Linked DNA regions of Homo sapiens: region 2 is linked to region 1. The links are chromatin contacts, found by Hi-C or POLR2A ChIA-PET in ENCODE. All regions are on one chromosome and are shown on one strand. Each heading gives the region's core, a stretch centred on a gene start or an enhancer-like site at or near the end of the contact. The rest is flanking DNA. Distances are from core to core; before and after follow the strand shown.

Region 1 (7,039 bases), core at 309-2,808:
CAGCCAAGTGCCAGCTTGGATCAAATGTCCCATGCCCTGGGCAGGAAGAAAGATGATCTTCCTAGAGGAACCAGAACTCTCTGGCAAAAGCTCGTGAGTGTTGTAGGCCAGCTCCAGTATTCGAGGTTACAATCAGGCATCCTCTGGGGAACTTACTTCTCTTGTCAACACTAGGGCGAGAGGTGGCTGGATTTCTTTGGAGGAGCTTTGAGGATGCTTTCAGATTCTGTATTCATCAGTTCCTGTGTTTATCAATATCTACTGAACCTACTGAATGCTGGGTATTGTAGTAAGGTCTTTCATGAGTTATTTTATTTATTTATTTATTTTTCAAGACAGAGTCTCACTTACTCTGTTGCCCAGGCTGGAGTGCAGTGGTGTGATCTTGGCTCACTGCAACCTCCACCTTCTGGGTTCAAGTGATTCTCCTGCCTCAACCTCCTGAGTAGCTGGGATTACAGTTGCCCGCCACCACGTCTGGCTAATTGTTGTATTTTTAATAGAGACGGGGTTTCATTATGTTGGCCAGGCTGGTCTCATACTCCTGACCTCAGGTGATCTGCCCGCCTCAGCCTCCCAAAGTGCTGCAATTACAGGTGTGAGCCACCATGCCCAGCTTTTCATGAGTTATTTAATCTTCATGACAACTCTGTGAAGTCACCATTCTTGTCCCCCTTTTACAAATAAAGAAACTGAGGCTCTGGGAGGTTAAATAAGCACACGGCACTAGCATGGGGAGACTTGGTTCTAGCAATTTCTGGCAGTTGGCTTTTGATGGCCATTTCCTATAGGACAGGCCCTTCTCTTACCGTCCCCATGCCCTTAGAGGTTTGGCCTGTTTGTTAGGGTGTCTGTGTGCATAGGTATCCTCCTGGCCTCATTCCCAAAAGGGCTTGAGATAGTGTGTCCAAATACAAATGGGAGGAAGACCGCATACATGGACAGATCAGGGCTAAGAAAAATACAGGTAAAGTGAAAGACAAGGTCTGCAGGAACGTTCGTATGTGCATATTCAGTACAGTCAGGGCAGAGATTCCTCATCAGTTACAGTCAGGGCAGAGATTCCTCAGAGCGAAAATAGAGAAACTGATTAGTTAATGTGTTTTCTACTTTACTAGTACACGTCACTAGTACACGTCAGGTAAAATAAACCAACTAGTCCTGTATGTACACGCGTTCGTAGATCTCAAACAAAACAAAAACAAAACAAAACAGGAGGTTGAGTGGAAAGGCAGCTGAAAGGAAAGCTCAGAGAGGTGAAGTAACAGCTCGAGGTTGCAGCCATCCCTGCATTCCTTCAGGCTGCAGAGCTCCAGTAGCAGACCCAGGATTCAAATCCAAGTGTTTCTGGCTCTGGAGCTGGGCTCAAATTTAGGGCATTACTTTTTTCTTCCATTTCAAACAGGACACATATCCGACCCTCAAGAATAGGAGATAAAGCAGGCGCATAAATAGCTCCTTGTGTTCTGTCTTTCTAAGGACACAGGAGGGTGAGGCAGGCTGTGGGCAGGGCTTCAGAGCCGCGCAGGCAGGGGCATGGGTGGGCGTGGCTGCGTCTTATAGGCTGAGCCACTGGCTGTGCCCCTGAGCTGAGCTGGGTGAGTACTCTAGGCATTCCTGGCAGAGGATACAGCAGGAGCAAAGGCCTGGAGGCTAAAAATAGCTTGCGGGCAGGGGAGCTACCAGCAGTTCAGTGCTTCTGGAGTTTAAAGAGCCCGGCGAGGGTCATGTCAGATGACGCCGGTCCACGAGAAGGAGGGTGGATTATATCCTTAGAGACGCCATAGAGTGAGGATATAATGGCTCTGTAACAAGCATAAACTGTGATGGTCTGGGATGCCCTCGTCATAGACAGCCCCTGGAGAGTCGTAAGTAGAGTGTGACATAACCAGATTTGTGCTTTAGAAAGGTTGCTGGTTGCAGAGCTGGTGGGATGCGTTTTTATTTGAAAAGGTGAAACATACTCAACATAAATAATTTGGACAGTAGGAGGAGAATGGGAAGAGTATACAGTGGCAAGCAAGGTCCTTCCTCATCCTTATCCCCAAATACCCCTTCTCAGAAGCAGCGATCACTGTCACCATTTTCAGTGGTTTTTTTTTTTTTTTTTTTTAGATAGAGTCTCACTCTGTCGCCCAGGCTGGAGTGCATTGGCACGATCTCAGCTCACTGCAACGTCCGCCTCCCGGGTTCAAGTGGGTCTCCTGCCTCAGCCTCCCGGGTAGCTGGGATTACAGGCGTGTGCCCGCATGCCGGGCTAATTTTTGTATTTTTAGTAGAGACAGAGTTTTGGCACGTTGGCCAGGCTGGTCTTGAACTCCTGACCTCAGGCGATCCACCTGCCTCAGCCTCTCAAAATGCTGGGCTTACAGGCGTGAGCCATCGCACCTGACCAACCCGCTGTTTTATTCTAGAGATAGTCTGAATGTGCGTGTGTGTATGTATATATACCTCTTCCCTTTTATGCAGGTGCCATGTATTAGATACACTATTCTATACCTAGCTTTTTATTTATAGGCCTTGTAAGTCATTCTATATTGATACATAGAGCTGCCACAATGTTTTCATTGCCTGTCAAATGTTCCATGAATCTAGCAGACCGTATCAACTTCTTCCCCACAGATGGACATTGAGGTTGTTTATAATTTCTTGCATTACATTCAATGCTGCAATTCATATCCTCATGGCTAGGGATGAGTACGTGGAGTGAGTTCCCTGAAGTGGAGTTGCTGGGTCAAAGTGTATATACATTTGTAATTTTGATAAATATTGTCAAATCGTCCTCCTTAGGAGGGGAGTTCATTCTATGCACCCATTCCTGTGCATGAGGATATTTGCAGCAGAAATGCTTTGAGTCCTGGATGATGGGGCCAGGTGGATTATTGGATTGGAGGTAGGGAGAGTAAACAGTGATTACTACAAGAGTCTGGGGGAGAGATGGTGAGGGTCTTGCCTAAGGCATTCCTGGTGGTGAGTAGCCAGGAGGCGAGGATTTGGAGAACTGTATCAGGAAGGAAGGTTGCTTTGAGGTATGGGATGGGGCTGGCGGGGGGCTAGGTAGAATAGTGTGAGTGGGGAGTGGCAGGGGCAGTTGGAGGAGAGCTGGGTGGAGACACCAGCAGTTGGAGGCATGGCCTGAAGCTGGGGAGAAGCTCTAGGCTGGGGGAGCTTGGGAGGAGGTAGGAGGTGTGGCCTTGAGCTCCAAGGGGCCACCTGGTAGAGCAGCGCCGAGGGAGAGGGCTGACTGGGACTGAGCCAGGGCAAGCCAGGTGCCCGGGATGCAAACTGGGAGCAGGCCCTGCCCTGCACACCCTGGGAGCCAGGGCCTCCTGACATTTTGTTGCCTGGTTGCCTCTCTTGCCTCACCCTTGTCCCAGCCCTGGGGGAGGCAGCCTTGGGACCAGCCATGGATTAAAGGGGCTGGCTGAGGGCAGAGGCTTGAAGGGAAGGAACAAAGAGGTAAAAGAATGTGTTGAGGGGAAAGTGTCCTGGAGGGCCAGGGCATGCACTCCCAAGTTCATGGGAGAGAGGCAGGGAAGGACTAGAAAGTGTCCTCCATTAGATGTACTGATTAGGCGCCACTGACACCCTTAGTGAAGCCGTTCTAATAATGCAACAGAGGCTTGGATAGTCTCTGACTCTATGAAACAATAATAGAAAGTCAGGGTGTTTACTCATTGGTCGTATCCTAGCAACAGCGTGTTCTCAGCAAGGGTAAGTGTTCTAGAACGCGAGACCAAATTATACGAGAACATAATGTTCTAGAATGTCTGCATGCATTTGCCAGCCGATTTCTTCTCAGAGGTACTCAGGAGATGCTTGAAAATTACCCCCCTTTCCTCTGAATTTGAAGGTAGTTGATAACAAGCATTTATTATGTTAACAGAACTTAAATGCTTGGCCAGGGTCACCTCCCAGAATTCAAAGTTAGCATGAGGGGGAAGAGGATTAAGAGCAGCGTCCCCGCAGGGAAAATGAGCTGTGAGTTGTACCTTGCCACTCTTAAATCAAACATCGCTGACTGTTCTTCAGAATCACTGTGGGATTATTTGTTCTCCAGAGAATATGTGAACAATGCATTCCTTTCCCCGCTCTTTGGATCCTGCCCGTCAGTGGTGGCTGACTGGAGCAGCTTTTATGGATGCACAGAAAATTGGAGGAGGTCTTATTAGGCTTCTTCCTCCAATGCTGCCATTCCCATTCAGGACCCTTCTGGGAATCCTGCACACTCATGGGGAGCCCTTGGCACTCCGTGCATGGCATTTGTTCTGTTCTACCATCCCCCCAATAGCTGGGCGTGATCTGGTCTCTGAGTGAGGTTGGGCGGTTCCCTCAGTGGTGCTCTCTTGAACCCCAGAGCCCTTTGGACCCATCCTTCTGTCCAAGTCCTCCTAGCCAGCCCCCTTGGCCCAGCCAAAAGGCTCCCCTGAAGCAGCCCCCAAGCATGAGCTGGTCCGGACTGCCCTGAGGTCCTCCTGCTGCCAGCTTCCTCGTAGGACACCCTGCTCTGTCTCTAGTCCCACTTCTGCCCAGCCCAAGGCCTGATACCCAGTGACTTCCTGAGGACATGTGAGTGTCTGATCCTGGGCTGCTGGCCTGGGCCCCACGTGTCCACACCACTGGCTGCCACCCTAACTGCTCAGAGCTCCCTTACTGGGTGGCACTCTTCCCAGCGCACTCAGGGAGGGGTTGAGCTCGCTTATCAGAGCCCAGCTCGTTGAGCAGGCATACAGTAGGCGCTTAAAAAAAAGTCAATGGATTAAAATATTGGCAGAATAGAAATGTTCTGCCTGTTTTAATGTGAAACTTTTTTTTTTTAAATCATTTTCTTTGCTCTGCTGGAAGGATGGCATGTAATTATCCCCTGCCTCATAACATAGGAAGTTAAGCTCTCCTTGTCCTGGAGGGAAGAGGAACCGATACAGAATTTCAGTGGCTCTGGACTCAAGGGCCACTAAGGTCAACTGTGAAAGGGTAAGATTTGTTTTGGGGAGCGAGTAAACTGGCATGGAGGAATAAAGAAGGGCAAGAGAGAGGGGTGACTAGAGGAGCTCGCCTGCATTCAGGGGGCTCTCAGAGGAGCCCTGGAAGCCTGGGTGTGGGCTTAGGAAGTCACTCAAGGATGGAGAGGCAGTGGCGGAGCCAGCGGAGTCCCCCCACGAGGGCCTTGTTCAGGTGCGGAAGACAGCCTGTGGATGCCTCCAGTTCTGCAAGAGCCTTCCCTGGCTGGCACCTGGGCTGATGCAGCAGATCCTCCTGTGGGTGCCGGAGGGTCTTCAGCCCTGATGTTGAAGCATCACAGAAGCTGCACTCTGGGACCTGAGACCAGGCCGGCTCTGTCTGATGACTCAGTCAACATTCAGGGCCTACAACCACTGACCTCCCACCAAGACACACACAAGGAACTCGCGCTCTGACCCAGGGGTACAGCTCACCCTTTCACGCGTGCAGGCCTGGGCTTCCAGAGGCTTCCCAGTGTGCCTGCCCGAGGTCACATCTCCAGCAGGGGCAGCCCTGGGTTGGGAACACGGGCCTCTGATTCCAAGCGAGCTCCTCCATTCCTGGCGGCTTCAGGAGAGCTCCTGGGGGTGCTCCGAGGCTTGTTCTCCTCTTCTGTCTGGATGAATAAGATTCTGGAGAATCAAAGACAAGAGGCCTGCAATTAAATTCTATTTTAAACAAGAAATGAAGACACTGCTTAAAATAAGTTCTGTGGAGATATGTGAAATGTAATGTTAATGAAGGTATTGGGTATTTACTGAGAGCCAAATACTGTTGTAAGCTTGTTACAAGGTCCTGTATCCTCAATCCTTAAAACAACTCCCTTACATTGGCTCTGGAGAGGAAGCCAGATGGCTGCTGGCTTTTTCCTTACAAAGCAACACCTCCAGACACCTGGTTTGTGGCTCGGGATGCCAGAAAATGGTGCTCCTTTTGCACATTGGTAACTATTTCCATGTAGAATACTTCTGGAAACTGGAGATCATCAACAGGTTCTGCAAACAAAGCCCAGAGAACAATTGTGACCCTGCTCAGGGTGTTTTCTTCCCACTGCATTAGCCTGAGAACAGTCTTCCGTGTTCCTGTTGGAGGCTCAAGGGAGAACTAAGTTAGACATAACCATGGTAACTAACATGCAATTAACTCCAATCACTGCTAATCGCTGGGTTAGAATTTCCTCCTTAGAGTCTTAGAAGAGTACTGTGAGACACATACGTCCTACCATGCAGGGGCTGTTCCTGTGGCTTTGAGACTGTGGCAACAGTGGCAGGTACTGTGGGGTGACCCCAGTCTCCATTCAAGATCCCTGGGCTCCGGGCCCAGCCTCCTACCCGGCCTGTGTGATCTCAGGCAAGTCACTTCCCTCCTGATCCCTCGGAGTTCCCTTATGAAAGGGGAATGATACTTCACGGCTGCCTTGACTTCTTATAAGAATACAAAGAGTTAAAGCTTAGGAAACATATATTGTAAGCAATATGTCAATGTCAGGGTTCCCTGCCTTACTCTTCAGCCCCAGGAAGTGACTTGTGGGTGGTAGAAGTTGGATGATACATCTTTTGAATTTTTTTTCAAGCTTTTTTATGATGGTGTATTAGTCTGTTCTCACATTGCTATAAAGAACTACCTGAGACTGGGTAATTTATAAAAAAAATAGGTTTAATTGGCTCATGGTTCCATGGACTGTACAGGGAGCATTGCTGGGGAGGCCTCAGGAAACTTTCAATCATGGCGGGAGGCAAAGGGGAAGCAGGCACATCCTACAAGGCTGGAGCAGGAGGAAGAGGGTGGGGGGTGGGGTGCTACGCACTTTTAAACAGCCAGATCTCATGAGAACTCACTCACTATCACGAGAACAGCAAGGGGAAAGTCCACCCGCATGAGCCAATCACCTCCCACCCGGCCCCTTCTCCAACACTGGGGATTACAATTCGACATGAGATTTGGGCCGACACACAGACCCAAACAATATCATTCTGTTCCTGGCCACTCCCAAATCTCATGTCCTTCTCAGATTTCAAATACAGTCGTGTCTTCCCAA
Region 2 (7,039 bases), core at 2,513-5,012, 88 kb after region 1:
ACTTTGGAACAGAACATGGTAATTACTCCCAATCCTTTGAGGCTCAAATTCTTAACCCAGCCCACAGGGCCCACAAGGCATGTGTCCACCACCTACCTCCCAGCCTCCCTGTCTATTGCTCTCTCTTCTTCTTACTCTACCCTCTCATATCTTGGTTTTCTTTCATTCTCTGGCTCCCCCTGCCACAGGGCTTTTGCACATGCTGCTCCCTTGATGGAAACATTCTCTCCGCTGTTTAACTTGTTTACGTCCTTCAGATTTGGGTGGAATCCTTGTCTCTTTCCCTGATCTCAAATGTGTCTAAGCTACACTCTAACTGCACCCTGTGCCTCTCTTCTGATGCTCATCACACTTGCAATTTTACCTTTTTTTTTAATTTATAGAATTCATATCTGTCTCTTACACTAGACTGGCAGCTCTTTGAGGACAGGGATTGAGATTCTGCATGCTATTGAACCTCCACCTCCCACCCAAGCATGCTACACACTGTCTGGCACATAGTAGGTGCTCAATAAATACGTGATGAATGAATGAAGGCATTTGCCCCTCGCTATGAAGGACCCATTTTAGCTTGCTTATATCAATAACACTTCCCAGCAGCCCTAATCTCTACCAGGCACATTTTATTAATAAAATGTTTACTTCTTCTCTAGTTACCATTACTGCTTTACGTCACATGCTTAAACTTCGGTTTCTCAGAATATCAGCTCTAGTCGGTATCTCCTGGATTCCCCTATGTGAAAATCCCCTAGGCCCCACTAGATCCCCCTGCCTTTTCTCCCCGCTCACTGCCCACTTCCTGGCCCCCACCTCTCATTGCTACATTGACAAGCTTTAAAACACAAACACTCTGTTCTGCGACTATAGTTATTTCTGTGCTTTGACAACCAGCTGATTCTAAACAAATTTAAACCAATAATCAGTGTTTTTAATATAATGATTATGCAACTATTCTTCACTGCAGATGCAGAGGATAGAACGGATGGAATCCCGTTCTCTACATCCGCAGATGTAAATGTCAATTCCATCCATTTCATTCTCTACATCTGATGCCACAGGATGAAGAAGACAGCGTGTAATTTTTACAAATTTCGTATTTTGATATGCCTTCTTCTTATCACTAGGATTATGCAGCTTTTTCATTCTAGTGTTTGTTAAAGACAAATGTCCTTTTCCTCTTGGAGACATTCTTTTCAGGACCTTCTAATTTCCCGATTGGATTTGTACCATTTGCTCTTGGGGTTGGTGGCACAGTTGCCATCCATGATTTCTTTTTCACGTAGCTTCCTGGGTTTGGTGGATAGTTTCTTAGTTTCTTAGCTACTGCATCATTTTCCTTCTTGGATTCCTTTTTGGATTTGCTGGGAATATACCCTTGGGTGCATCTTTCAGGATAGATCTATGGATGATAGACTTTCTGAGTCTGTATGTTTGAATATGCCTTTATTTTGCTTTCACACAGGACTGACAGTTTGGCTGCATGATGCTTTCTGGCTAATTTATCTGAAGTCAATCTGCTTTCTGTTCCTTTTCAGGTCATTCGGTTTTCCATCCTGGAGGCTTTTAGAATTCTCTGTATCTTTGGAATTCTGAAACTCTTTCACAACCTGAAATTTCACCTAGAAAGTAAACTTTTTCCACTGAACACTTGGCAGGGACTTTTACTTTGAAGACTCAAATCTTTCTTTAGCCCAGAGAAATTTACTTCTACTGTTGCTTTCTTTCTCTCCTGCATTTCTTCTGTTTTCTTACCCAAGCACTCTTATTGACTTAGTGTGCGTGTGTATGTTTTATTTTGTGTTTTTGTTTTGTTTTGTTTTTTTGCCTTTTTGCTCTATGTTTGAAGATTTTGTTGGCTTTATCTATCTTTATCTATAGATATAGATTATCTATATCTATATTGTTGGTTTGGTGTTCAACTGTGTTCATCTTATCATTCATCTAATTGACCCTTTTTGGAACTGTGGTTCTTAATTTCCAAGACATCTTTGTTTTCCTGTTGTTGCTGTTTGGTATCAGCTTATTGTTCCTTCAAACTTGGTTCTCTTATGCAGAACTCCAGGAAGCAGGAGACAATAGTGGTTTTGTGAAGCCTGAACCTGGAAGACTAAAGTGGGTAGGGGTGAGATCTTTGTAGTGTCTGTGCGAGACAGAGTCTCGCACAGAAAGGCAGAGCTTTGGGCGCAGAAAGCCCACAGTTCAAATTCTTCCTTGGGACTGACCAACACGCAGTATGATCTTAACTCAGCTGTAGGCTCAGCTTCCCCATCTGTAAAATGGGAAAAATAATTCCTGGTGTGTAGGCTTGTGGTGAGGATGAACGGGGATGGTGTGGGCAAAGCTCCCATGGGCCCTGGATGTGTACACTGATTGTGAATGAGTCTTCATCAGTTAACCTAGCACACGGCCCCTTTCATCAGAGTGGCAAATTGCCTTTTGTTATTCTTCACCCCGTGAGCTGTCTTGTTTTTTGACTATATATATGTGTATGTATGTATTTTAGGCATTTCTGGGCAGCTTCTCATGCATATTCAAATTCAAGCAGTTAGGGTTCTGGGAATGATTCATATGTTTGTTGCACAATGTAATCGATCTTAATATAGCCGTGTCACCAAAGAATGTAATTGCACGCGGGTCTCACCTCCCCCACCATCTGTTTGGGCCAAGGGAGATCAATAATCCCCATAAACTTCTGCCCCCCAGGCCTAATAGAGACTTGGTTGGCAGGGTTGAGGGATCCCTTTTTATCCCCTGGCTTTTAGTTTTTCATCATCCTTTCTACAGATGACCTGCAGTCAAGAGGGGAAAGTTGGGGATGCTGTGCATGTCCCTAAGCTCTGGTGACAATTCCTTGTACAGGGCCCATGATTTAGACCAGGTGTGATTGGCCCAGCAAGGCCCATTCCCGCTGCACCAGACAGAGCTGAGCAGCTGCCACCTGGGGGTGGCGTGGCCCCAGAATGGGGACACAGGATTCTGCAGGGAAGTAGAGCCGGCTTCAAGCTGTCGCCTGGTTTAAGTCCTTCCTACACCTCTTCAACTGTGAGGCACATAGTAGGTGCTCAATAAATACGTGATGAATGAATGAAGGCATTTGCCCCTCGCTATGAAGAACCCATTTTAGCTTGCTTATGTCAATAACACTTCCCAGCAGCCCTGATCTCTACCAGGCACATTTTATTAACAAAACGTTTACTTCTGATTCCTCTAATTCATCTAATTTCTCCTGGGGTCCTGTGGGGGCCAGCGCTCCCTCCCATCATGACTTGGGAGGCCAAGTGCGTGTTGTGTGTAGCTCTGAGCGGAGAGCTGGTGGGGTAGAGCCTCACACAGGGTCCTCCTGGGAATGACATCTGGGGCTGGGTGGTCGCTCAGCAGCGGCTATGGGGCCGGACCAAGGCCAGGTCCACGTTTGACGCAGTGCAGTTGCGGAGGGATGCTTCCCTTGATCAGCACTCCTTGGGGCAGGCATGTTACGGGTTCCCAGGGAGGAACAAGTGGGCCAGAAACCCTATGGGGGCTGCTAGATGCCACCTGCTGCTCCTGGCAGATGAAGTGTGGAGCTCACGCAGCAGTCTGACTCGCAGTCTGAGACCTGTGGTTTCCCTGGCAGGCCCTGGGGTCCCAGGACACGCATGGACAGGCTCCAGGCATGAACAGAGGCCCAGATCACAGCAGGCATCTCCAGGTCTGTGCCTTCTGTGCATGTGGCTCTTGGTCAACCCTGGCACCTGCTCAAGGCTGGCCAGGTCATCCCTTCCAGAGGGTGACTCAAGAGTCCCTGGAAGCCTTCCCTCAAAGTAGCCCTGGCCAAGATTCCACCATTCACGGGGTCAACCGCGATCATCCCTTTCTCATCTTTGAAACGTGAACTACTCATATTTCTTGAGCATTTTATAACAGACAAAGCCTTGAACGCACACCCCTTCACAGCGCTGCTGCTCTGTAGGGCTCTACAGACCGGTGGCTGGGACCTGCAGAGACCTGGCCCTCGCTCCCCTCCTTCCAGGCTCTCAGCTTGGCAAGCACTCTGCGAAGGATGGGCCGGCCTCTGGTCTCCACAGGTGAGGAGAGTGGGGCCTCGAGGTGAAGTGGGATCCCCAAACAGGCAAGAAGGCCAGGAAGAGGAGACAGGCTGGGAAAGCTACACACCTGCCCAGGGCCCACCACCAGAAAACCCCAAAGTGGAGGACGGAGCCCCCTCTGAGAATACGGCCAGAGCCTTCTCTGGGCACCGGCTGCTGCCTGAGCTGGCTTTGTGGAGCGAGGCCTCCAGTCCCAGAGACAAATGTCTGCTGCATTACTGTTCTGCTTGAGGCCGGGCTCATACCCTGTTCCAGGAGGACGCACACACTTCCGCTCCCCCTGCAGGGTCCCCCTGTCCTGACCTGCCATTGTTTTGTGTGTGTTTCCTTTCCACGTGGAGTCTGAAGGGGAGGATGTATCTGTCTGGGTGCGCATGCTGGGATCTGGGAACCACTTGCTCTCAGAGGCTCCTCCAGATGTCCTTTCTCAATGACACTGTCACAGCAGGGGCAGAGCCCTCTGGGAAAGCCACCTGGGAGGCTTCTTGGCAGCATGCAGTTCTTGTCACAGGGCTGCCTGGGGACCCCAGGCTGGACACTGTCCGTGGGCCAGCAGGCCTTGGCGGTCAGCAGCCTGCATGGCCAAACAGCACCCCAGGCAGCCAGGGGGTCAGGGCGCTGAGGGGTGAGCTCTGGAGCAATGTGTGCCTGTGTGTGTGCCTGTGTGTGTTTGTGCCCTTGTGTGTGTGCGTGTACATGTATATGTGTGTGTGTGTGCATGGAGGGAGAGGAGAGCAACTCCTCCTTTCTCGCAGGAGACATTTCCCAGCCTGGACTGGAGGGGTCGGGACTCACGAGTCTTCCCAGGCTTTCCTCAGGGCTGCCCTCCTGTCCCACCACCCCATGAATGAAAGGGGTCCTTTCATTCCTTCAGCACCCCTTTCTGCCCCATGAGACCCATAAATAGCTCTTCCATACCCACGCCTTCTTCTGTAAATGATACAAATCCCACTCCACAAACTCAGTAGACCACACTTTTCGGTCTCGTTGTGCCAAATAAACGTCCCTCGGATTCTGAGCTACCAGGACGTCACTGGGGGTGGTCTTTGCTAGGGCTCTAGGGCTCCTTCTCCCTCCCCAGGGATGGGCAAAGGTCCTGACGGGGCCTTTTTATAAAAGTGAGGTAAAATTCACATGACAAAATGAACCGCTAGTCATTTTAAAAGTACGATCCAGTGGCATTCAGCACATTCACAGTGTTTTGCCGCCATCACCTGCATCTGGTTCCAGGACACTTTCATCATCCCCAAAGGACACCCTCTACCTGGAACACAGCCACTCCCCAGTCACCTGTGAGGCCCTGGCAACACCAGCCTGCTCTCTGTCCATCGGGATTTACCTACCCTGGGTGTTTCGCATGAACAGAATCCTGCACTATGTGGCCTTTTGTGTCTGGCTTCTTTCACTCAGCATCATGCTCTGGGCTCGTCCACATTGCCGGGTGTGCCAGCTCATTCCATTTTAGGGCTGAGTAATACTCCCTGCTACGGCGATGCCACGTTTGCTCATCCATTCACCCACTGATGGACACTGGGTGGTTTCCAGGTCCTGGGGTCTTTTCTAGCACCACATAGTCAAGGGGGCGCCTGCATTCTCGGGTCTGCATTAGCTCCCTACGAGCCACCCACCCACTGTACCATCACTTGGGTTCCAGCTCCTGCCTCTGGACAACCTGCAGCCCTGGGATCCCTCATGACCTGTGTCCAGGCTGCTGCCAGGCAACAGAGTGCGGGTCCCCAGTGTTTGCAGGAGCCATGTTATCTTGTGGGGAAAATCTCTCTTTTCTGTCCTGCTGTTCCCATCTCTTCTCAAAGACAGTCAGTCTCCTCTTTAGAGATAAAGTAGCCCACCATGCTCTGCTTGGAGAGGGCAGGAAGGGGACCAGTTCCAGTCACTTCTGCTTTCAGCCCTAGAACCCACATGGCCTCACACAGAGACAGGCTCCCCAGGCAAGCTTCCTGCCTCCCGCAAGGGAAGGGAGAGAGAAGAGCAAAGCACACATGGATTCTCAATACGTGATCCTGCCTCACCTGCCCTGTGCTGGCATCCGCGTGCCCATCTCCACTGGATCCCTGTTCCTCCTCCAAGTGTTGGAGGGGGCAAGACTGGGGTTTGCAGCCTCATCTACAGGGGAGGAGAGCATGAGGCCCTTTCCAGCTGGCCGACTGTGTCCCCCTCCCTCCACCCCGCCCTGCTTGTGCCCCTTGATTTTGGCTGCTGTACTTTCTCTTAGGTTTGGCAGACCCCTCATCCCTGGGAAAGCCCCCACCTGCCCCTCCCTCTGCCTCCCTGTCATTGTCTTCCTTCTTTGGCAGCCTCCCCGTCCTGTGGGAGGCTGAAGGTCAGCCTCCCACTGTTGCTCAAGGGCATAGACACCTGGGAACAATAACAAATAGTGTCTCTGGCCCTGGCTCCTGTTGCCTGTCAAAGATGGGTGCATCCCAGAGGGGCAGGCTCTGTCTTTCCCTCCAGGCCATGAGCCCCTGAGGGCAGGGCTGGCTGGGAGGCTGCTCTGTGGAAGGTGATGCCGGAGTAGGAGGCTACATCCGCCGCCTTCAAATCCCGGCTGCACAAATGACCAGCTGTGTGCAGCCCGCTCTGTGGGGCCATGCTGAAGTTCCGCTGAGCTGCACCTGCAGGAGTGCTGTTAGTGTTCAGCACACACTGACCCCGAGAAGGTGCTTGGTAATGTTTGTGGAGTAAATGAAGCTGAATTGGAGGCCAAGTGCTTCGAGGCTGTGGGGGAGGCGGGATCTGGAGCTGAGGGCGTCCCTGCCATCTCGGGGGCAGGCCAGCTGGCCCTTGGTGGAGTTCCTCCCTCCCTCCCCCGACGTCTGCTGCTGGGTGATGATGGCTTCGTGTGCAGATGCAAAATGTCACCGTAATTAAAGCAACAAATCCAGGGCCAAGACTTTAAGGGGTGGCCTGAGTACACGGGGCTCCTGCAGGAGTAG

What was found. A loop is a pair of places that touch in the nucleus more often than their neighbours do. ChIA-PET counts read pairs that join two places held with the same protein, here RNA polymerase II (POLR2A). Pooled maps may share reads with other maps.
Region 2: a loop to region 1 is called in a map of gastrocnemius medialis, with 6 times the contacts of the local background. The contact joins two enhancer-like sites. A Hi-C loop is called at or near these places in 4 of 168 maps with a recorded cell type or tissue (PC-3, astrocyte of the cerebellum, gastrocnemius medialis and 1 more) and 5 of 50 pooled maps. POLR2A ChIA-PET finds 5 or more read pairs at or near these places in 1 of 52 experiments (GM12878).

What each region holds. Positions count from the first base shown.
Region 1 is chr2:10,842,638-10,849,676 of GRCh38, forward strand. LOC124905973 (a long non-coding RNA gene) reads right to left here. Exons shown (of 3, transcript XR_007086215.1): 2 at 5,436-5,633; 3 at 4,760-5,282. Among named protein-coding and RNA genes, the nearest start is that of LINC01954, 32 kb to the right of the region's middle. Within about 2 kb of position 1,559, at least 5 of the 41 ENCODE cell types and tissues checked have a DNase peak (open chromatin) inside an H3K27ac peak, as active enhancers do; they include gastrocnemius medialis, where a contact is called at or near this core.
Region 2 is chr2:10,928,374-10,935,412 of GRCh38, forward strand. No RefSeq gene overlaps it. Among named protein-coding and RNA genes, the nearest start is that of KCNF1, 20 kb to the left of the region's middle. Within about 2 kb of position 3,763, at least 4 of the 41 ENCODE cell types and tissues checked have a DNase peak (open chromatin) inside an H3K27ac peak, as active enhancers do; they include gastrocnemius medialis, where a contact is called at or near this core.